Linked DNA regions of Homo sapiens: region 1 is linked to region 2. A link is a loop called in an ENCODE intact Hi-C map of the cell type or tissue named here. Cell type or tissue: CD4-positive, alpha-beta T cell. All regions are shown on one strand. Links, peaks and the distances in the headings refer to the core of each region. The heading gives the core; the rest is flanking DNA. Region 1 overlaps BRIP1 (BRCA1 interacting DNA helicase 1). Region 2 overlaps BCAS3 (BCAS3 microtubule associated cell migration factor).

The links. Peaks named below come from ENCODE experiments on the same cell type or tissue, not always from the same donor. Only the 100,000 strongest peaks of a DNase experiment are listed, where the experiment ranks them.
Region 1: it touches region 2 in a loop (3-fold over the local background); 4 of 110 quality-filtered maps call a loop at or near these places.

Annotation. Positions count from the first base shown.
Region 1 is chr17:61,831,523-61,842,653 of GRCh38, forward strand. The region is part of intron 6 of BRIP1 (BRCA1 interacting DNA helicase 1); the gene reads right to left. Among named protein-coding and RNA genes, the nearest start is that of BRIP1, 26 kb to the right of the region's middle. In CD4-positive, alpha-beta T cell, for the core only: CTCF peaks have their summits at 5,887 (motif pointing left) and 6,086; a DNase peak (open chromatin) is centred at 5,879.
Region 2 is chr17:60,995,690-61,006,820 of GRCh38, forward strand. The region is part of intron 15 of BCAS3 (BCAS3 microtubule associated cell migration factor); the gene reads left to right. Among named protein-coding and RNA genes, the nearest start is that of BCAS3-AS1, 130 kb to the right of the region's middle. In CD4-positive, alpha-beta T cell, for the core only: CTCF peaks have their summits at 6,752 (motif pointing right) and 6,951; no DNase peak of the experiment used is centred there.

The DNA of each region.
Region 1 (11,131 bases), core at 3,461-8,460, 840 kb after region 2:
TAATGTCTTCAAGTTTCATCTATGTTGTAGTACATGTCAGAATTTCCTTCCTTTTAAAGGCTCAATAATATTCCATTGTATGTATACACCACATTTTGTTTATTCGTTTATTTATCAATGGACATTTTGGTTGTTTCCACCTTTTGGCTATTGTGAATAACACTCCTATGAACACTGGTGTACAAGTATCTGAGTACCTGCTTTCAATTCTTTTGGATATTTGCCTAGAAATGTTATTTCTGGACCATATGGTAATTCTGTTTTTAACTTTCAGAGGAATCAGGAACAAGGTTTTTCAGTTAAACATACAGAAAGGAAGAAAATTAGAATGGGCCCTCTGGTACTGGAATGGAACTGGATGTATTGGTATAAACACTCATAATTTTCAGTGTACAGACAGACAGATACAGAAAAAATATAGACATAAATGTATATGTCTATGAGTCTGGGTTTGTGTACACAATACATTGTGTATATTCTCTAGCTGTCTGCTGAAAGGGCCTGGAGCAGCAACTCCAACAGCAATGAGCAAAACTAACTCCCAGAACACAGCGTTCAAATGTTATTTTTCACTAAATGGAACCAGGGTTCCTTGGAGAAATGTCTGAATCCGAGACTAGGGCAGGGAAAATATAAGGTGAGCCTGGAACACTATCTTTTGCCAAAAAATAAGGAAGCGTTCCAAGAATGATTGATATATGTCAGAAAGACACAAGCAACTTAACTGGTTTCCCACTTGAGTACCAAAACAAATCATATAATAATTATAACTCACCGAATAAAATGGAAAATCACAAGTCCATAAAGATATAAATAAAATGAGTAAACTGAATTTTTGTAAGGACATGTTATTTATATAATTTCAGAGTTCTTCCCCATAAAGTCCTCTTTTATAAAGGCAAAAAGATAACTGTAAAGTTATATTTTTTACCTAGCAGATATCATATTAATCAAGTTATCAATCATTAATGAGAAAAAATGAAACTGCGTGCCACCTTATAAGATGCAATGAGCAGAAGGCATCACTTCTGTGACATTCCTGCCAAAGATAAATAACCTCAGTCTAATGAGAAAACCCAAATTAAGAGACATTCTAGATAAGCTGTAATATTCTGAAGTGTCAAAATCATGACAGTCAAGGAAAGACTGAAGAAGTGTTCCAGACTGAAGAAGTTACTAAAGTGATAACTAAATGCAATGCATGGTTCTGACTGGATTCTTTTGCTTTTATAAAAGCGTTATTAAGACAACTGCTAAAATTTAAACCGGTTCTGAGTATTAGATGGCAACAATGAATCAATTTTAACTTCCTGATTCTTATGGTTATATTGTGATTATGTATAAGAATGTCTTTGCTTATAAGACATAGACACTAAAGTATTTCAGGGTGAGGGAACATCAGGGCAACAACATACTCTTAAATGGCTCAATAAAAAAAGATATTTGGATTGTACTTCCAATTTCTCTATAATTTTGTGACAGCCAAACTTTTAAAAAGCTAAAATAACCGAAAGATAAATTTACTGGGCAGACAGTTGGTCAATTAACGAAGTAGTTTTCAAAGGTAAAGTTATCTTTCCACACCCAGTATCCATGAATGAAAACGTTCTACATGACAATTGCAGATACTATCACCACTGAATAGCTACACTCATGTCGGATGGGTTGCTATACATATTTATTTCATTAATGTATCTACACATCAAGAAAACTTAGAGGAGTGGCTGAATTTTGTCAACTTTCTCTGAAATATTCACCAAGTTCACTCAATATGATAAAGAAGATTTGAAACTTTTGAGAATTAAACATTTCCACCATAGAGAATACTATGTTTTCTCCAAGCTCTCAAAAAATTATAATTACTGGGCCAGGCACAGTGGTTCACTCCTGTAATCCCAGCACTTTGGGAGGCCAAGGCAAGCGGATCATTTGAGGTTGGGAGTTCGAAACATGCCTGGCCAACAAGGCGAAACCCTGTCTCTACTAAAAATAAAAGAAATTAGCCAGGCATGGTGGCAGGCACCTGTAATCCCAGCTACTCGAGCGGCTGAGGCAGGAGAATTGCTTGAACCCAGGAGGTGGAGGTTGCAGTGAGCCAAAACTGCACCACTGCACTCCAGCCTGGGTGACAAAGCAAGACTCCACCTCAAAAAAAAAAAAAAAAGCCATAATTATTGGAGCTGAAGGACATACTCAAGCAATTAGTCATCCATTCTATCATCCTACCCCTAGGCAAATTTGCAGACAAGGCAAGAGATTCACACTAACTCCACTAACCTCTGGCCTAACTTAACCAAGATTACAATAGTATAGAACGGGCTGGCAAACTTTTTCTCTAAAAGGCCAGAGATTTTCCTGCTGGCTGAACATGAAAAGAAAGAAAAGAAAAATACATAAATAGACAGAGTATATATTTTAGGTTTTGTGAGCCATATGGTCTCTGTCACAACTACTCAACTTTACTGTTATAACGCAAAAGTTCCACAGACAATATGTATAAACAAATGTAAAATGCGTTCAAAAAAACTTTATTTATAAAAGCAGGCAGCAGGCTGTATTCTGCCCATGGGTCATAGTTTGCCAACCACTGGCATAGGAAAAAAGATTACGACAAAAAAGTATCCATCAAAATAGACCTGCTAAATTTTACTATGACCGTGATATATTAGGTGAAAAATAAAAGCTATATACTATAATCCTAATTTTGTGTGTGGGGAGGGAGTATATATGTAATATATGTGTAATATATGTCATATATACTACATAACAAATATATGTAATATATACTACAGTATCAACCCCTTTACAGGGGTTGAGCTCTGTACAACACCTGATTGCAGGAGTGAGCCACCACGCTCGGCCCAATAATTACGATTTTTTTGAGAGCCTGGAGAAAACATAGTAGTGTTCTCTATGGTGGAAATGTTTACATATATACTCAGTTGATACTGGGTATATATGTAATATATACTACGTAACAAAAATGGCAACAAATTCTACTTATCTTTGTATATAAGCTCCCTTTCAAGGTTACTTTGTAGCTCTTCCTACCAAGATGTGAGCTTTACCCCTTGAGTCTGGATTTGGTCATGTGATTTGCTTTTGGTGACTGGAACATTAGCAAACCTGACACAAACAGACTCAAAAGGCATTTGTACACTGGGGCTTGTTCTCTTGCTGCTCTTGGAACCCTGAGGCCACCATATACATAAACCAGAATTAGCCTGCTAGATGATGAGAGAGACCCACCTCATGGTCCCAGCTGACTACCAATCAACTCCCTGAAGCAGGGCTGCCTTGCTGACTTACAGCTGACCTGCAGTTGACCACAGACACATGAGTAGGCCACCTGAGATCAGCAGAAGAAATGCCCAGCTGAGCCCACCCTAAATTGCTGACCCCCACAACAGTAAGCTAAATAAATGGTTGGTTTGTTACAGCAACAGATAACATTGCATGTGTGTGTGCACGCACATGTGCGCACTTAAGAATAGACAGCAGGCAGAATATCAGGGGTTGATATTGAGGAGACAGTTTAATTAAGGATTAATGTTAATAATTTAAGTACACATTTTGGTGGTTCCCAAATTTTCTCTTAGATGATGCTTTTATATTCAGAAAAAAGTTATTTAGAAATATAAAATTTAATTCAATATAAAAGAGTATTTTTCATTATTTCCACTAAATATTGAAAGTCTAAAAATATGGACATCTTGACCTGATGTATTTAAATGAACTGATAGATTTTACTTTCTAACAGAGAGTTTGGAGATAAATAGTTACAGGTACATAGGAAACTAAGCAAAGGACAAGACAACTACTAGCACCAAAAAAAATAAATACTGGTTTGGGGAAAGAACTGTAATAAGTTTAAATATTTATAGAATTATAACAATACAAATACCAAATGCTGGCAGGCTGAAGGGTAGAAGTAATGAGAAAGGAGAAAAGAATAGGAGGAAGACAACAGAAAGTATCTAAAACCGAAAACTCAAGAGAAAAGCAAAATATGCATGCTACTTCAAAAACTATCAGAATACAAAGGATAAATAATTGAAAATTATTTACTTCAGATAGTGGGAATTGGTGAATAATAGAATTAGGGCAGGGGTCTACTGCTTTTCTGTTTGAAGCCAAGTGGAATTCTTTGACATATTTTTTCACACATACTGTTAAAAAAAAAAAATTAAAGAGAAAAAAAAGTCCAGGAACCAATCCAAGTACATATAACAATTTAGTACATGATAACAGCAAAACTTCAAAACTGGAAAAATGATTAAGTGACACTGGGACAACTGATCAACTATTTGGGAAAATATGCAATTAGAGCCTGACCTCATACATGCATGAAAATAAATCCCATAAACAAGAGAGTTAAATGCACAAACAAAACTGTAAAAGAACTATTAAAAATATCCTTATAAATTTATAGAAACGGATCTAGAAAGATCCTCATGAAAGTGTTCATGGTGTTTCCTTCTGGAAAGCAGAAAGGGAGATGGGGTTAACATAAGGGAGAACATTTTAATTTTTATTCTGTATTGGTTTTTATAATGTTAAAGGTTTTTCAAAAAATGTTATTACTCTTTTTTTTTTTTTTTTTTTTTTGAGACAGGTTTTGCTCTGTCACCCAAGCTGGAATGCAGTGGCATGATCACAGCTCACTTTAACCTCTACCTCCCGGGCTCAAGCAATCCTCCTGCCTCAGCCTCCTGGTAGCTGGGACCACAGGCATGAGCCACCACACCAAGCTAATTTTGTTTGTTTGTTTTTTGTAGAGACAGGGTCTTGCTATGTTGCCCAGGCTGATCTCAAACTCCTGGGCTCAAGTGATCCACCTACCTCAGCCTCCCCAAGTGCTGGGATTACAGGCATAAGCCATCATGCCTGGCCAAAAACTATTTTTAAATCTGCATTAAGTCACCTGTATTTAACAATACTGTCATACCCTCTTAGGTATAAGGATCTGAGTAAAAATTGTAAGCTACAAGAAACAGTGGTGAATCATACATCTACTTAACTATGGCCATTTTTTTCATTCATTTATTCAACAAATAATACAAGTAGCTACTAGGTGCAGGCTCTGTGCCAGATGCTGGTTATAAAAAACTGAAAAAAAGAGACATTACACTTGTCCTTATGGTCAGTCTGGTAATGAGACAAACAAAACAAAAAACAGTTAAACCTACAAATAAATAAATAATTATAAATTTGGGTAAGCATTGTAAATGCTTAGATTTGGTGTTGAGACACTAAAAAAGGGACGAATCTTGAATAAATAACCTGCATGGTAATGCATATAATATGACCTGTAACAGTATAAAAATGAACTGTCATCAAAAAGTCATCTGGAAGAGTTTATTCAGAGACAGAATAGTGAGGTGGTTTAGAGGATCAATTCCAGAGCCAGACTGCCTGGGTTTTAATCCAGCTTCTACTCACCAGGTTTGTGACATGAACAAGTTATTCAAATACTCTGTGGCTCAGTTTCCTCAGCTATAATTGCGGAAAATATTAATACCTTCCTGATACGGTTGTTATAAAGATTGAGTTAAATTCTTTTATTTTGAAAACTGTCAAACCCAAAGAAAAGTTAAAAGAACATGACAATAAGCATCAACTCACATGAACCTGTATTTGCCAGGTGAATTAATATTTCTAAAGTGCTTAGCAGAGTGTCTGGCACATAACACAGTAAGCACCAGTATCAGCATATATATGCAGTTATGTTAAATAGCTATTTTAAATAAAAGTAAATTAAAACCATAAAGTAAAAGAAAGAAGGGTAGGAAGGAAGGAAATAAAAATGGGGTATGGGAGGAAGAAAAAGGAAGAAAAATAGCCTAAGGATCGCCCCAGTGTTAACACTTTGTAAGAAGGTCAACAGCGCACTCTGCTGGACCCAAGTGTCTTCCACACACCAGGCCCAAGTTATGAATTAAAATAATATGCTACTGCTACATTAAATCAAATATAATTACTTTAATTAAAGTATATAAAGAATGTTAGCATTTATTTAATGAATAAATAAAAAGCAGGTATAAGCATAAGAATATATCTGAAGACAACCCTGGCTATTGTGAGGATTTACTAAAAAAAGAACAGAATATAAATAAATCTAGAGAAAATGATTATGAATGATAGAACAAAGTAATATCAAAACGTTAACATACTATTCTAAAAAACAATGTTTTTCTTAACTATATTTTGACCATGTGGAGACAGATGCTTCACTAGAACTTTGACATATGAATTGTCAGATTAAGAAAATAAATCTGAACTGTAAGGAAAGGGATCAAGCAGGGGACACCAGAAAGTTAATTATATAAGAAAAGGTACTGACACTATCTTCCGACTTGAAAAGAGAGTTAGGAGACTAGAAATGATAGAAAAATAAAGAGACAACAATCTACTTCTCCAATCCACTAGGTGGAAACTAAATGATTTTCATAAAAACTAAGAAAATTTGAAGAACCTAAAAAGTTTAATGTCAAATTCAGGGGAAAACAGAAATCATCAAACTAATTTACCATTTAATTTATGGAAGAAGGTTTGTCAAAAGTAATGCAACTGCAGATTTGAAAAACGTGAAGACTAAGACACACCTTTGCAGGGATGAGAATTAAACCATTAATTTATGAATCCAAATAAATATTTCTATTTAAAAAATACTGTACTCCCTAGTATCATATAATAAAAAGCAAGATAGGAAAAGCGTCCTTAGAATTTAAAGGTGTTAGAATTCAATTAGATATAACGTATCTCCTGACCTCGTGATCCGCCCGCCTCAGCCTCCCAAAGTGCTGGGATTATAGGAGTGAGCCACCATCCTGGCTAACACGGTGAAACCCTGTCTCTACTAAAATATAAAAAATTAGCTGGGTGTGGTGACGGGCGCCTGTAGTCCCAGCTACTTGGGAGGCTGAGGCAGGAGAACGGTGTGAACCCAGGAGGCGGAACTTGCAGTGAGCCGATCGCGCCACTGCACTCCAGCCTGGGCGACAGAGCGAGACTCCCTCTCAAAAAATAAATAAATAAATAAATAAATAAATAAATAAATAAATAAATAAAGCATCATTAAATCTAGTCTCCCATTCTTTTTCCTTCCATATGAAGGAACTGGTTTTCACAAAAAAGTTACTTACCCAAGTCTATCAATTTACCTTATTCAAGATTATTACAAGGTCTAGATTAAAATACAACAGATAAAATGTGAGGCATTTTGGTCTGAAGAAAAAAGCAAAAATAAAAAAATATAAAAAAAAGTGAGGCATATGATCTGTCAGCATAAGAAAAGTTCTAATATATGGACTACTTTTTTTTCAATTACTTTATCCAAAAGTTTTGGCAATAAACTCATTTCAAAAGCTGCTGTATAATAAATATTAAAACTTACGACATTAATACACATGAAACTATTTTTCTTCTACTTTTCATGAAACCACCTATCCCAAAATCTACAGAAAATACTTTTATGATTTATAATAAGTCACTTTGCAAAGACTAAGAAATGTTACAGCAGAAACCAAAGTAATTTCCTACAAGGAAAAATATTTACTCCCCTATGACACCCAAAAATCCCATTTTTTAAATAAATTACCTCTACTCATATCCCCATTATTTTTTCTTATATTACATTCTTGGAAATAATTAGTCCTTGTTCTCTGAAAACCTAGATGTATTATTTAATGCTAGAAATCCATGAGAAATTTACTAAAAATTTACTTAACATACAAAAAGGAGAAACATTCATGCTCACTAAAACTATACATTTTATAATAATTATATTTCTATTATAAGTACTTATCCTATTTTTATGTTAGGAAGAAAAAAATAAAGTTGAAAATACAAATCATTTTACCTATGTATTTTTGGGTTTTTTTTTCCCATAACCTTTCAGAAAGCACATAAAATTACTTTATACGTCATGTTTTTCATCATAGACTACCATGAAAAGAAACAAATATTAGAGCTCAACCATATGTTCTTTGCATTGCAAAAGTGCTTTGATGTCTGTTAAATTTACTTTATGCATGTTTAATTAGTATGACATATATCTCTTACATCTTCTTGCAAACAAAAATTCAGTGTCACACTAGTGAAATGTTATCATTTGAGGGACTAGATTTAATTGAGAGATTTAACTTGTTCAAGAAGTTTTCAGACTTATGAGAAATTGTCAGAGGCCTATATCTTAATGTTATGAGTAATAAATCACCCACTTATGAAAAATTATTCCATTTCTAGAGATATGTAGAGTTATACCACCTAAAGCCAAGGAAGAAAATATGCAATTTCTAGCTTAAAAATAAAACAGATATAAAGATACAGATATACAATTATAGATACAGCTATATTTTACCAATGAGCAGACCATAATCAATGATCAACATATATCAGCATACTACATAACCAAAAGGAGAAATCAATCAAAGCATTAGGCTTAAAATTAAGGTACTCAACCAAGGGCACAGTAGATGTGCTTATGGTCAAGCGGTTTAGACTCAAAAGATTTCAGCCATAAACATCTTCAACAGATATCAAAAGAATTTTTGGCCAGGTTCCGTGGCTCACGCCTGTAATCCCAGCACTTTGGGAGGCCGAGGCAAACAGATCACCCGAGGTCAGGCGTTCAAGGCCAGCCTGGCCAACATGGTGAAGCCTCATCTTTACTAAAAATACAAAAATGAGCTGGGCGTGGTGTCAGGTGCTACTTGAGAAGCTACTCAAGAGGCTGATTTAGGAGAATCACTTGAACCCAGGAGGCAGAAGTTGCAGTGAGCCGAGATCGCCCACTGCACTCCATCCTGGGTGACAGGGGAGACTCCGTCTCAAAAAAAAAAAAAAAAAAAAGAAAAGGAATTTTCTACTAAACTCTAAACCTAACTCCTCAAAATTTATAATGTTGATCAGTATTATCAACAATAACATTAATAATAGCTTTCAGCAGCATTTAAAAATAAGAACTACAAGGCCAGGTGCAGTAGCTCACACCTATAATCCTGGCATTTTGGGAGGCCAAGGCAGGTGGATCGCTTAAGCCCAGGAGTTTGAGAGCAGCTTAGGCAACATAGCGAAACCTTGTCTCTAAAAAAGTTAACCAAATAAATAAAATGAAAATAAGAACTACATATTACTCCAAGCAACCTACAGATTCAATGTAATCCCTATCAAAATACCAATAACATTCTTTACAGGAATAGAAAGAACAATCCTAAGATTCATATGGAACCACAAAGACCCTGAATAGCCAAAGTAATAGTATGCAAAAAGAAAACTGTAGGCACCACGCTATGTACTACACAAAGCTATAGTAACCAAAACAGAATGGTATTAGTATAAAAATAGACACATAGACCAATGGAACAGAATAGAGAACCGAGAAGTAAATCCAGGTATTTACAGTTGACTGATTTTCAACAAAGATGCCAAGAACACATATCGGGGAAAGGACTCCCTCTTCAATAAATGGTGCTGAGAACACTGGATGTCCATATGCAAAAGGAAAAAACTAGATCCCTCTCACCATCTACAAAAACCAACTCAAAATAGATTAAAGACTTAAACATAAGACCCAAAACTATAAGACTACTAGAAGAAAACATAGGGCAAAAGCTTCAGGACACTGATCTAGGCAGATTTTATGGGTAAGAATTCAAAAGTACAGGCAACAAAAACAAAAATAGACAAATAGGACAGTATCAAACTAAAAAGCTTCTGCACAGCAAAGGAAACAACAGAGTATAGAGACAACCTGTAGAATGGGAGAAAATATTTCCAAACTATTCATCTGAGAAGGGACTACTATCCAGAATATACAAGGAACTCAACAGCAAAAAAAAAAAAATCTGATTTTAAAATAGGCAAAGGGTGTGAATAAACATTTCTCAAAAGATACATAAAGCCAACAAGAACATGAAAAAATGCTGAACATCACTAATCATCAGGGAAATATAAATCAAAAGCACAATAAGATATCATCTCACTCAGTTAGAATGGCTTACTATCGAAAAGACAAAAAAAAATAACAAATGTTAGTGACGATGTGGAGAAGAAACTCATATACTATTAGTGGAAATGTAAATTAGTACAGACATTACGGAAAACAGCAATGGAGGCTTCTCAAAAACCTAAAAATATTACTACCATATAATCATATAATCCAGCAATCCTACTACTATTTATCCAAAGGAAAGAAAATCTAGAGTACAGTAGCATGATCATATCTCACCACAGTCTGAAACTCCTAGAGTCAAGTGATCGCCCATGCCTCAGCCTCCCAAGTAGCTAGGACTGCAGGCACGTACCACCACGCCTGGCTAATTTTTTTAAAAATTTTGTACAGATGGGGTTCTCGCTATGTTGCCGGGGCTGGTCTCAAACTCCTGGCCTGAGTGATTCTCCTACCTGAGCCTTCCAAAGTGTTGGGATTACTGGTGTGAGCCACCACACCCAGCCAACACCATGTTTATTGCAGCGCTATTCATAATAGACAAGGAGTTGGCATCAACCTAAATGTCCATCAACAGATGAATGGATAAAGAAAATGTGACACATATACACAATGGAATATTATTCAGCCATAGAAAAATATTGAAACCTTGTTATTTGCAGCAACATGGGTAAGCCTGGAAGATATTAAGTGAAATAAGTCAGGCATAGGCAGGTAAGTACTGTATGTTCTTACTCATATGTAGGAGCTAAAAAAAATGAGCTCATAGAAGTAGAGTAAATTGTGGTTATCAGAGGTTAGGAAGGGGTGAGGGGAGGGGAGGATAAGGAGAGGTGGGTTTACAAATTCATAACTACAGCTAGATTGGAGAAACAGGAGGAATAAGTTCTGGTATTCTATAGCACTCTAGGGTAAATATGGTTAACAATAATTTCTTACATATTTTCAAAAAGCTGTAAGAGAGAATTCTGAATATTCGCAACACAAAGAAATGACAAATGTTTGAGGCGATGGATATGTTAATTACTCTGATTTGATCATTACACATCATATACATGTATGAAAATTATCACACTGAATCCCATAAGTATGTATAATTATTATGTGTCAACAAAAATAAACAAAAAATAAAGATCAGAACTACAAATATGTAATATTATTAGTCGGTATTATATAGAA
Region 2 (11,131 bases), core at 3,664-8,663:
AAGAGCTTTTTATTCATAGTAACAACTTAAAAAAACATCTCCAAGGTGTAGTCATTTGATCAACAACATTAATTAGTGTTTATTGTGTCCAGGCACTGTTCTGAGTTTAGGAATTTAGCAGTGAACAAAAGAGAAACATGTCTGTGTTCCCATGGAGCCACAGAGAAAAATGAGGGAAGGGGAATAGGGAATGCCTAGGGAGGATTGCAATTTGAAATTAGTATGCTTCCCATAGGCCTTGCTGAGATGATGACATCTGAGCAAAGATCTGGTGGAAGTAAGAGAGAAATTCATATAGAACAGCCTGTGTAAAATCCTGAGGTGGGAGTGTGCCTGGCATGTTCAAGGAATGATAAAGAGACCAGTGTGGCTGAAGCACATGGTGTAAGGTGTATAATAGGTGATGAGATCGGAGAGGTAATGAGGGCAGATGATTGTTAGCCTTTCACTCAGCATGAGATGGAGGGGGGCTCTGGAGGGCATTGAGAATAAGAGTGACATGATAATACTGTGTTTTGGCAGGACTAGAATGGAGATCTGTATTGAGAACACAGTCTGTACGTGGACATGGGTGGAAACTTAGTTGAGACCAGTTAGGAGAGTATTGCAAAAAATCAGGCAAGAAAAGATGAGGTTTGGAGTAAGTTGTTTATAGTGAAGACTGTGAGAAGTCATTGGATTCTTGATATATTTTTTATGGTATGGCGATCAGAATTTCTGGTACATTTTATGTCAAGTATGAAAGAAGAGATGAGTCAAGATGACTAGTAAGACTTTTAACCTAAACATCTAGAAGGATAGGGTTGGTGTCAATTGAAATGAAGAATGTTGTGGATAAAGCAGGTTTTGGGATGGGGACAGGATCAGGAATTTTGGACATGTTAAGTTTAATATGATGTCTTTTTGACCTCCTACTGATGGTAAGTAGGTAGTTGGTTACATGAGTCTGGAGTTCAGTGGAAAGCAGTCATTTATGTAGGGATAAATGTTTGCAATGCATAGATGGTAGCTGAAACAAAAATGAGATGAGATCACCTTGTAGGTAAGTGAGTATAAAAAAGAGATGTCCCAGGACTGAGCCCTGGGGCCCTCTGACATTAAGTAGCCAGTGACATACAAAGCAAAACTATATATGAGAAATCCTAGAGGCCAAGTGAATTAATTCTTTTAGAGAGAAGGGAATGATTAATGTGTTAAATTCTACTGACAGATCAATGAAGAACTGAGAAAAATAAGACTATTAAAATTAGTAATGTAGAAGTGTGATCCCCAACCTTTTTGGCACCAAGGACCGGTTTTGTGGAAGACAGTTTTTCCATGGGCCAGTGTGGGGAGGGGTGGGAGGTTTTGGGATTAAACGGTTCCATCTGAGATCACCGGGCATGAATTAGATTCTCATAAGGAGTGTGCAACCTAGATCTTTGCATGTGTAGTTCACAACAGGGTCTGTGCTCTGATGAGAATCTAATGCTGCTGCTGATCTGACAGGAGGTGAGCTCAGGTGGTAATGCCAGCTTGACAGCCACTTACCTCCTGCTCTGCAGCCTGGTTTCGTACAGGCCACAGACCGGTACCAGTCCACCACCTGGGAGTTGGGAACCCCTTGTGTAAAAGACATATGTCTTTGATAAGAATACTTTTGGTGGCATGGTAAGTTCCTGGTCCCAGTGGATTTTAGTAAGAATAGGAAAAGACAGTGTCGACAAGTCTTTCAGGGAGGATTGATGTAAGGGGAAGCAGGAACATTTAGAGGAGACAGAGGATGTTGCTTCTTTTATCATAAGGAAATGGGTAGTGAGGATGGGTGCAGGTATTGGAGCTTTGAGGAGAAAGGCAAAGGTAAGAAATAGTCCTCTAGGAGAATAGGCATTCCTTTCACCAGTTAGTAAATTTTTGTTGAATGAATAAAGCATATCTTCCACCGTTATTTGTGCCCTAAGTAAATTTAATTACATATCTTTGCTTTCCAGCTTCAATACCATGTTTCTACACCTAAGTTACTTTCTCCCTACTTCTTCAGGTACACATTCAACCCCATCTTTAAAGGCCAGCTTGTGATGTACTTTCTCTCTCTAAAAATAGTGTTGAATTTCATATATTTGCTCCTTCTGTAAACCCTTTATCTGTACTGATTGTTTTCCACTTTCTGCCTATTATTATTGGTTTTTAAATTTTAGATTAAGAGTGTACATGTGCAGATTCGTTACATGGGTATATTGCATGATGCTGAGGTTGGACTTCCATTGATTCCGTCACCCACATAGTGAACATAGTACCCAACTGGTGGTTTTTCAACCTCCCCACCCTTTTCCTCCCCACTTTTGAATCCCTAATGTCTATTGTTCCCATCTTTGTGTCTGTATACACCCAATGTTTAGCTCCCACTTATAAGTGAAAACATGACATATTTGGTTTTCTGTTTCTGTGTTAATTTACTTAGGATAACGACCTCCAGCAGCACCTATGTTGCTGCAAAGGACACGATTTTATTCTTTTTTTATGGCTGCATAGTATTCCGTCGTACATATGTAGCACATTTAAACAATCTAATCCACCATTGATAGGCACTTTGGTTGATTGCATGTCTTTGCTATTGTGAATAGAACTGCGATGAACATATAAGTGCATGTGTTTTTTTTGTAAGAATGATTTATTTTCTTTTGGGCATATACCCAGTAGTGGGATTTCTGTGTCAGATGGTAATTCTATTTTTAGTTCTTTATGGAATCTCCAAATTGCTTTCCACAGGGACTGAACTAGTTTCCATTTCCACCAACAGTGCATAAGTATTCTATTTTCTCTGCAGCCTCACCAACATCTGTTGTTTTTTGACTTTTTACTAATAGCCATTCTGACTGGTGTGAGATGGTACCTTATTGTAGCATCTGTCTGATGATTAGTGATAAGCATTTTTATATGTGTATTGGCCATTGTATGTCTTCTTTTGAGAAGTGTCTGTTCATGTCTAAATGACCCTTTTAATGGGGTCATTTGTTTTTTGCTTGCTGATTTAAACTTCTTATAGATTTGGGATATTAGTCCTTTGTTCAGATACATAGTTTGTAGTATTTTTTTCCCATTCTGTAGATTGTCTGTTTACTCTGTTGATAGTCAGAAGCTCTTTAGTTTAATTAGGTCCCAGTTGTCAATTTTTTTTGTTGCATTTGCTTTTGAGGGCTTAGTCATAAATTCTTTGCTCAAGCCAGTGTCCAGAAGAGTTTTTCCTGGGTTTTCTTCTAGAATTTTTATAGTTTCAGGTCTTACATTTAAGTCTCTAATCCATCTTGAGTTAATTTTTGTATGTGGTGAGTAGGTAGGAGCCTAGCTTAATTCTTCTGTGTGTATATAGTTAGCCAGTTTCTCCACATCATTTATTGAATAGTTATATCCTTTCCCCATTGTTTATTTTTGTCGACTTTGTCGAAGAATATCAGGTGGTTGTAGGAGTGCAGCTTTATTTCAGAGTTCTCTGTTCTTTTCCATTGGTCTATGTGTCTTATTTTTGCACCAATACTATCCTGTTTTTGTTACCATAGCCTTGTAGTACAGTTTGAAATGTGATGTCTCAGGTCAGGCGCGGTGGCTCACGCCTGTAATCCCAGCACTTTGGGAGATGAAGGCGGATGGATCATGAGGTCAGAAGTTCGAGACCAGCCTGGCCAACGTGGTGAAACCCCGTCTCTACTAAAGAGACAAAAAAAATTAGCTGGGTGTGGTGGTGTGCACCTGTAATCCCAGCTACTCAGGAGGCTGAGGCAGGAGAATCACCTGAACCCGCGAGCTGAATGTTGCAGTGAGCTGAATGTTGCAGTGAGCCATTGCACTCCAGCCTGGGCGACAGGGTGAGACTGTGTCTCAAAAAAAAAAAAAAAAAAGAAAAAGAAAAAGAAATGTGATGTCTTAGGCTTTGTTCTTTTGGCTTAGGATTGCTTTGGCTATTTGGGCTCTTTTTTGATTCCACATGAATTTTAGAATAGTTTTTTCTAATTCTGTGAAAAGATGACATTAGTAATTTGGTAGGAATAGTATTGAATCTTTAGATTACTTTGGGTGATAATGGACATTTTAACAATATTGATTCTTCCAATCCATGGGCATGGAATGCTTTTCCATTTGCTGGTGTCATGTGTGATTTCTTTCAGCAGTGTTTTGTAGTTGTCCTTGTAGAGGTCTTTCACCTTCTTGCTTAGACGTATTTCTAGGTATTTTATGGATTTTTTTGTGGCTTTTCTTAAAGGGATTGCGTTCTTTATTTGGTTTTCAGCTTGAATATTATTGTTGTCTAGAAATGCTACTGATTTTTGTATCCTGAAACTTTACTGAAGTAATTTATCAGGTTAAGGAGTCTTTAGAGTTTTCTAGGTATAGAATCATATTGTTGGTAAAGAGAGATAATTTGACTTTCTCTTTTCCCATTTAATGCCTTTTATTTATTTCTGTTACCTAATCACTTCAGCTATGACTTATAGTAGTACTATGTTGAATAGGAGTGGTGAGAGTAGACATCTTTGTCTTGTTCCAGTTCTTGAGGAGGAATACTTCCAGCTTCTGCCCATTCAGTATGATGTTGGCTATGAGTTTGTTGTAGATGACTCTTACTATTTTGAGTCTACTTTTATTTTTGATGCTACTGATTACTAAGTTAAAACTTTCTTGGTGAGGAAATTGGAGGACCTGGAATCAGACTTCCTGGTGGTAGAATCTATCTTCCATGATTTCCTAACTCTGTAATCTTAGACAAATTATTTATTCTATCTGTACCTCACTTTTCTTTCTGTAAAATTGGAATAATAATATTACCAATCTTATAGAGTAACTATGAGAATCAGAGCCCTTTAAATAGTGTTTGGCACATATCAAATATTCAGTAGAGGATTACTGTAGTTTCTATCATTAGTATCATTATTGATACTGCTGTTAATGTGAGAGTCTATAGAACTGATTCATTTTTCGTATTTTGGTACAGTACCTGTTATCCAGAAAACAGAATAAATGAGTAATTCACTAAATAATGAGTAAATTAAATATAATAATTGTGAACTTATTCTTTAAAGGCTTTTAGAACAATACTAGGCTCAATGTTGATAAGCTCAGTTGCTACATTGCTACACCAATGCAAAACCAAAAGTGATGGTAGTATTATCATTTTAATTGGTTTTTGCTCATTTTAATTGTATACATCAGGAAATATGGTTTTATAAATCAGTACACCTATTCTTGAGCCTTTGCCATTTCTTAATTTTGCAAATTAGTTTTCCATTTTAGGTTCAAAAATATAGAGTTCACTGTGTCATGGGACTTAGAAGGAATTTGTTTTCTTCCTGCAATTTCCATTGAGTTAACAAACAGATCTTGGATTCACTTCTGCAGTTCTCTAGAGTTCCTGCAAGTGTCTCCTTTCCTATTAACTTGTTCGTCCTCAGAGGGGTCATCTTTGAGTCACAGCTTTTGGCATCTGAATTCTAGATTCTGCTTTTTCTAAATGGAAGTAGTTGATGAGACTCGGAGACCTTTGTACAAAGCCTCTCATTTCTTGGACTTGGAGCCTCCATATTTCAGTAAAGTGCTTTTACAAAACTGGAAGTATCACTTTTCTTTTTAGCATCTGTATGAGGCATTCCTTTTACCACTCAAAGACTCTGTTTATAGCTTTCATTTGATGGTTTATTGTAATTTTAACTTACGTTGATCAGTAGTTTTCTTGATACAGACCACATCACAATTGTAAATACAAAGCAACCACACATTTCAGCCTTATATAGTTTCACCTACTTAAGAGAATCAATGATAATGTGATGTTTCTTGACTTTTCTTTCCACATCACTGTTTACTTGTGGATTGAAGTTTCCATGTGCATGTTTTAATTTTTGCCAAGAAAAATCAATCAAGTGCACTGTAGCTCTGCTTTAGATTTTATGCCTCATATGACATAGAGTATATAAATAGTATAAACATGTTAAATGGAGAAAAATCTTGTGGGGGGATATCTTAGTTTAGTACCTGGATTTTTATTGATTATGTGTACTTTATTGTTTTAGCTCAAATGCAGTTTTGTTTTTCATTTGTTATTTTCAGATTTAAAGTTTTCCTGGTGAATTTGTTTTCTCAAATTCTTTTATCACCTTTTTTAAAAAAAAATGTTGCTATAGCACTCTGCTAGTTTTAACATTTACTATTTTCTCAAGACAGAGCAGATGAGTTTGTTAGGGAAAGTGGATAGAAAAGAGTGACCTCATAATACCTTCCTGAAAACAAGATGCTTTCATTTCAGAATCATTAATGGAAGAAGCTATTAAATGAAGATTGTACAGTTGTTGTTTTTAAATAGGTTTTTAAAGAGAAGTTTTAGGTTCTCAGTAAAATTGAGAGAAAGGTATAGATAACGTAGTTTTGGGGGGAAATAAAATTGCCAGTGGGATATATTTTAAAGGAAACCTGATATTATATTGCCTCTAAATTATACTTTAAAATTTAGTGCTATGAAAATTAATTTAAAAATATTTTAAACCTAAATAAACTCTATGTAGATATTTTATATTTTTGTGTATTTCATTTTGGATATAACACATTTCTTTTCTCTGTAAGTTTTGCCTTTAAATAAATGCCAGATGATGTAGTTATCCCTTGAAACTAATCCAGAATTTCTTCTTTGCTTTTTACTGCTTGTGGAAATATTTTTTCTTTTCTATGTATTTTTTACATGGGCAAATCATAAACTCCAGATTTCAAAATAGTTTTATTTTTAAATGGTTAATGAGACATGCCTCTAGAGGGCAATATTTTCTCATTGTAATCAAGGCAACCCTGGCATGAACCTGAGGTACTAGGGATGTTAATGTCTTATCAGATCTTAAATAGCCTTTCTTCCTTTTTATTATGTTTTCTGTGATTTATTCTTCAACGTCTTCTTAGAGAATTCAACTTTGGAAATATATTACTATCAATTAATATCCTTTCTGAGTACTACATGCAGATCCAGTTCCTCTGAGTGAATACCATTGAATGAATAGAGGCAAATTTTTTAGTTATATCATTTGAGTATGTGGGGTCATTATGCTAAATGTTTTTTTATTCTCTATGTGTTGCTATTCAGGGACTTGTTATCTGTATACTTTATAATATCAGAGTGATTAAACTTCATTTTTGAGGCATTGAGGCATTATAAGGGCTAATAGTTATCTACTCTTTTCTATTAACATTGATTGGACACTTACTGTTGTTGTTTACCCTTTAAATATAATTTTTATTTTTTATCAAAGAAATACATGCATTTATTATAAAAGTCAAAAATATAATTTTATAGTGAAAGGAGGCACTTTTTGGCCTATCCTCCCCACTCTCGGGTGTCATTCCCCAGAGGCCTCTTCTTTTAACTCTTCTGTTTTTTTCTCAGTTGGTTTTTTTTGGGCCCTTTCCTGGAAATCCTATTACTTGAATAATGTATCTTCTACATTGAGCCCCTAATCTTCTTGTCTATTTTCTATCTTTTTTTTAACTTTATGAGAATTTCCCCAACGTATGTTTCAGTCTTCTTGTTGCATTTTTATTTCTGCAATCTTTTTAATATGATTTTCTTTGAATTTTTTTTATTATCACACCCTTTTCTTATTTTATGTGTAATATTTTTCTCTCTTTAAGAGATCGTTATAAATTTTGAAGCTTTTTTGTGCTCCTTTTATTATGCCCTCCCCTCCCCTCCCCTCCCCTCCCCTCCCCTTCCCTTCCCTTCTTTTTCTTTCCTTTTTTTTCTTTCCTTTCTTGTCTCCCTTTCTTTGCCTTTTTAAATCGAGACAAGGTTTTGCCATTTTGCACAATCTGGTCTCGATCTCCTGGTCTCAAGCAATCTGCCTGCCTCAGCCTCCCAAAATGCTGGGGATTACAGGTGTGAGCCACCAAGCCCATCTGGAGCAGTGATTTTCAACCCTTGACTGTCCATTATACTTAAGCTAGATAGATTTGAAAAATACTGAGGCCTAGACTCCATCAGACTGATTGAACCAAAACACTGACCTCAGTGATGGGGAATCCTTGATGGATCATTGGCTGATTATTTTTATTTTTACATTCTATTATTTAATAATTCATTTTTATTTTATTCATTTTTATTCAGCTAATCAACAAATCAATACTAAGGAACTGATTGGAAGCTTTTTGAATGTGGGAAGGGCATACCGCCTTATAGGTATCAGTGGTCTATCAGGTAGGAATGCCATTTTATTATCATACCTCAAATAGTCACTATCCGTAGGTCTTTTCATGTACGCTGGTCAGTTTTCCCACAAAGAAATTCTTCTATCCTCTGTTCAGGGTGGGGTTGGGGTAATAAAGAGTTTCTGGCAATAAACTTAGAAGTTAGTTTTCAAGGAGTTGAAGGAGTTAACATTATTTTTGTCTAGTGATTAGAATAACAAAAAGAGGATTTGGAGAACCTGTTTGCATTTGATTATTGTCTTACTTCCCTAGTTAGGAGGACAGTTAAGTAAGAAATTCTGGTCTGGTTCCACTGAAATAAAAATATTTCTATGGAAATCTGGAGATGGAATTTTTAGTTGCTGAAGTGAATGAATGTAAAAACTACTTATTCAGATAAAGAAGTGCAAATGGGTAGAACAACAAATTTTGGGAAAAGAAGTGAATGTTCATTTCCTTATGTACTTATCAAAAGGAAGATCTGAAATGTTTTTTTTTTTTAATTTGGAGAAAAATTGGAGAGGGAGAAGAGAGTGAGTAGGCTTCTTAGGATTTGTAGTAGCCAGAGTTTGAATGATTGACCCATATGAACAGATTTAGAAATTATCAGACTTGAGAATAACAGACATGAATAGTCTTGAGGTTGAAATCTGAGCAGGAACTAGAAATCTGCTAGTTGATAGTTGTAAACTACAAAAGGACAACAAGACAGGGATCAGGGCTATACCAGGATTATGCACAGAAGTAGAAATTTTGATGGTTCTTACCATGATGAGGTAAATGATATTTTGAATTTGGAGGAGGATGAGAAAAGGAAAAGGATTTAAGGTTCATTGAAAGAGTTATTAACATTGGATGATGTGTTTTTGCAGGTGAGAATATTGAAGCTAGAATGAGGCACAAGAGGGAAATTACTATTTCAGAATGGACCAAGGTGGAATTAACATGGGCACTGTTGTTGTTGGCTTCAGAAGAAATAGAGCATTCCATTTTCTGTGTTAAGAGCCATCTCTAGTAAGGAATGCTTAATTAATGTTCAATAATATTTCACTCTGGTCTAGTTTTGGAGCAGATTGAAATGTGTCTATATTTGATAAAACCATAGATGAGGGAAAAAATACCATGACAGTACTCATAAATGAATATAGTTTTCCGGCAGTGCTCCAGCTGATTAGGAAAGTGTTTCGGCTTGACAGGGAATTACAGGGAAAGAAGAGTCATTATTTCTCAACTGGGGATGGTCGTGGTATCACTCCTCTTTGTGGTTCTTACTGTCAAGGATCTTTTGTAAAAGTAGGTTTTACGTACGTAGGTAAAGTCATAGGCATACTTTTGGAAAAGTAAATTTAGAAGAGAAGGGCTTGAACTATTAGTATTCGTGTGGTGTGCTTAGTTTGATTTTTTTCTTTTTCTTTTTTTTTGGTAAACTGTTCCACAAATTGTTGATAATTTAGGCAGCTAAATGGAGTATTGGTTTCCTGTTTTCATCTTGAGGAAAATATGTAAGCATATTTTGATAGATATTTAAATGTTTTAAAACTGGAAATAAAGTATATGTGAATAGAAAAGGTTTTATCTGCCCTGTTGTCAAAAATGCTGATTTGGCCCTTTCGTACTGTACTCCCATCTTTGTATGGTTGTTACAATCTGTTGCTCTTTCCCATCTGAAGGAAATGCATCTTTGACACTTCTCATGACCTGCGTCATGATGCTGAAATAGAGCCAGAAAATATCCTTAACAGTCATGGGTAAAAAGAAGGAAGGCGTCCGTGGGTTGGGGCGGGAGAATAGGGGACTGTGAGGAGAAGAGAGTCTTTGCTCTTTCAGTTTACATCATTTTGATTTTTAGGAAAGTTACTTACATTTTGTGGCTATACTTTTTTTTTTTTTAGGAAAAAATTTCTTTTTTTTCTTTTTTTTTTCTTTTATTATTATACTTTAAGTTTTAGGGTACATGTGCACATTGTGCAGGTTAGTTACATATGTATACATGTGCCATGCTGGTGGGCTGCACCCACTAACTTGTCATCTAGCATTAGGTATATCTCCCAGTGCTATCCCTCCCCCTTCCCCCCACTCCACCACAGTCCCCAGAGTGTGATGTTCCCTTTCCTGTGTCCATGTGATCTCATTGTTCAATTCCCACCTATGAGTGAGAATATGCGGTGTTTGGTTTTTTGTTCTTGCGATAGTTTACTGAGAATGATGATTTCCAATTTCATCCATGTCCCTACAAAGGACATGAACTCATCATTTTTCATGGCTGCATAGTATTCCATGGTGTATATGTGTTGTGGCTATACTTTTTATTCAAGAGAAAATGCTTCGATTTTATATTAAATTGTTCCTTAAGTATACATTCTTTAATGTATAGGTATACAAAGTACATAAAGATAAGTTCTGCAAATGTAAAATTAAATAGTTTTGAGTTCTCCAGATCTAAGAAAATACACTTTAAATCTTGCAGTTAATTCTATATTTCATCTTCCTACAAAGTGTTTATCTCAGAACCAACTTCTGATACTTCTACATCTTGTATGTTTAGCAGTTTAAGTAATAAAGTCACATTTGTTGAAACAAGAAGATAGGATTCTATATTTTTTCCATCTACAGTAAAGCATTTCTATTTACTCTGTTGATATACAAAATTCATTGTGAGGTAAAGATGGGAGAGTTGAGTATAGGGTATTTTCAAGAAATAATTTAATGAGGACTTATACTTTGGGGAGCACATTTCACCTCAGACTTGTTCTAAGGGATGTTAGATTATGGAGCCTTAATTCAGGGATTTTTCATTAGGCTAAAACTCCACTTTTGAGCACTTAGTGTCAGTACTATATTTGAACTTGATTCAGAGGAGTGGGAAATTTTGAGGGTGCTTTAATATGATACATTTAGAAATAGGTTGAGGCTTAAGGTCAAAGATCTTTTTAAAAAATTT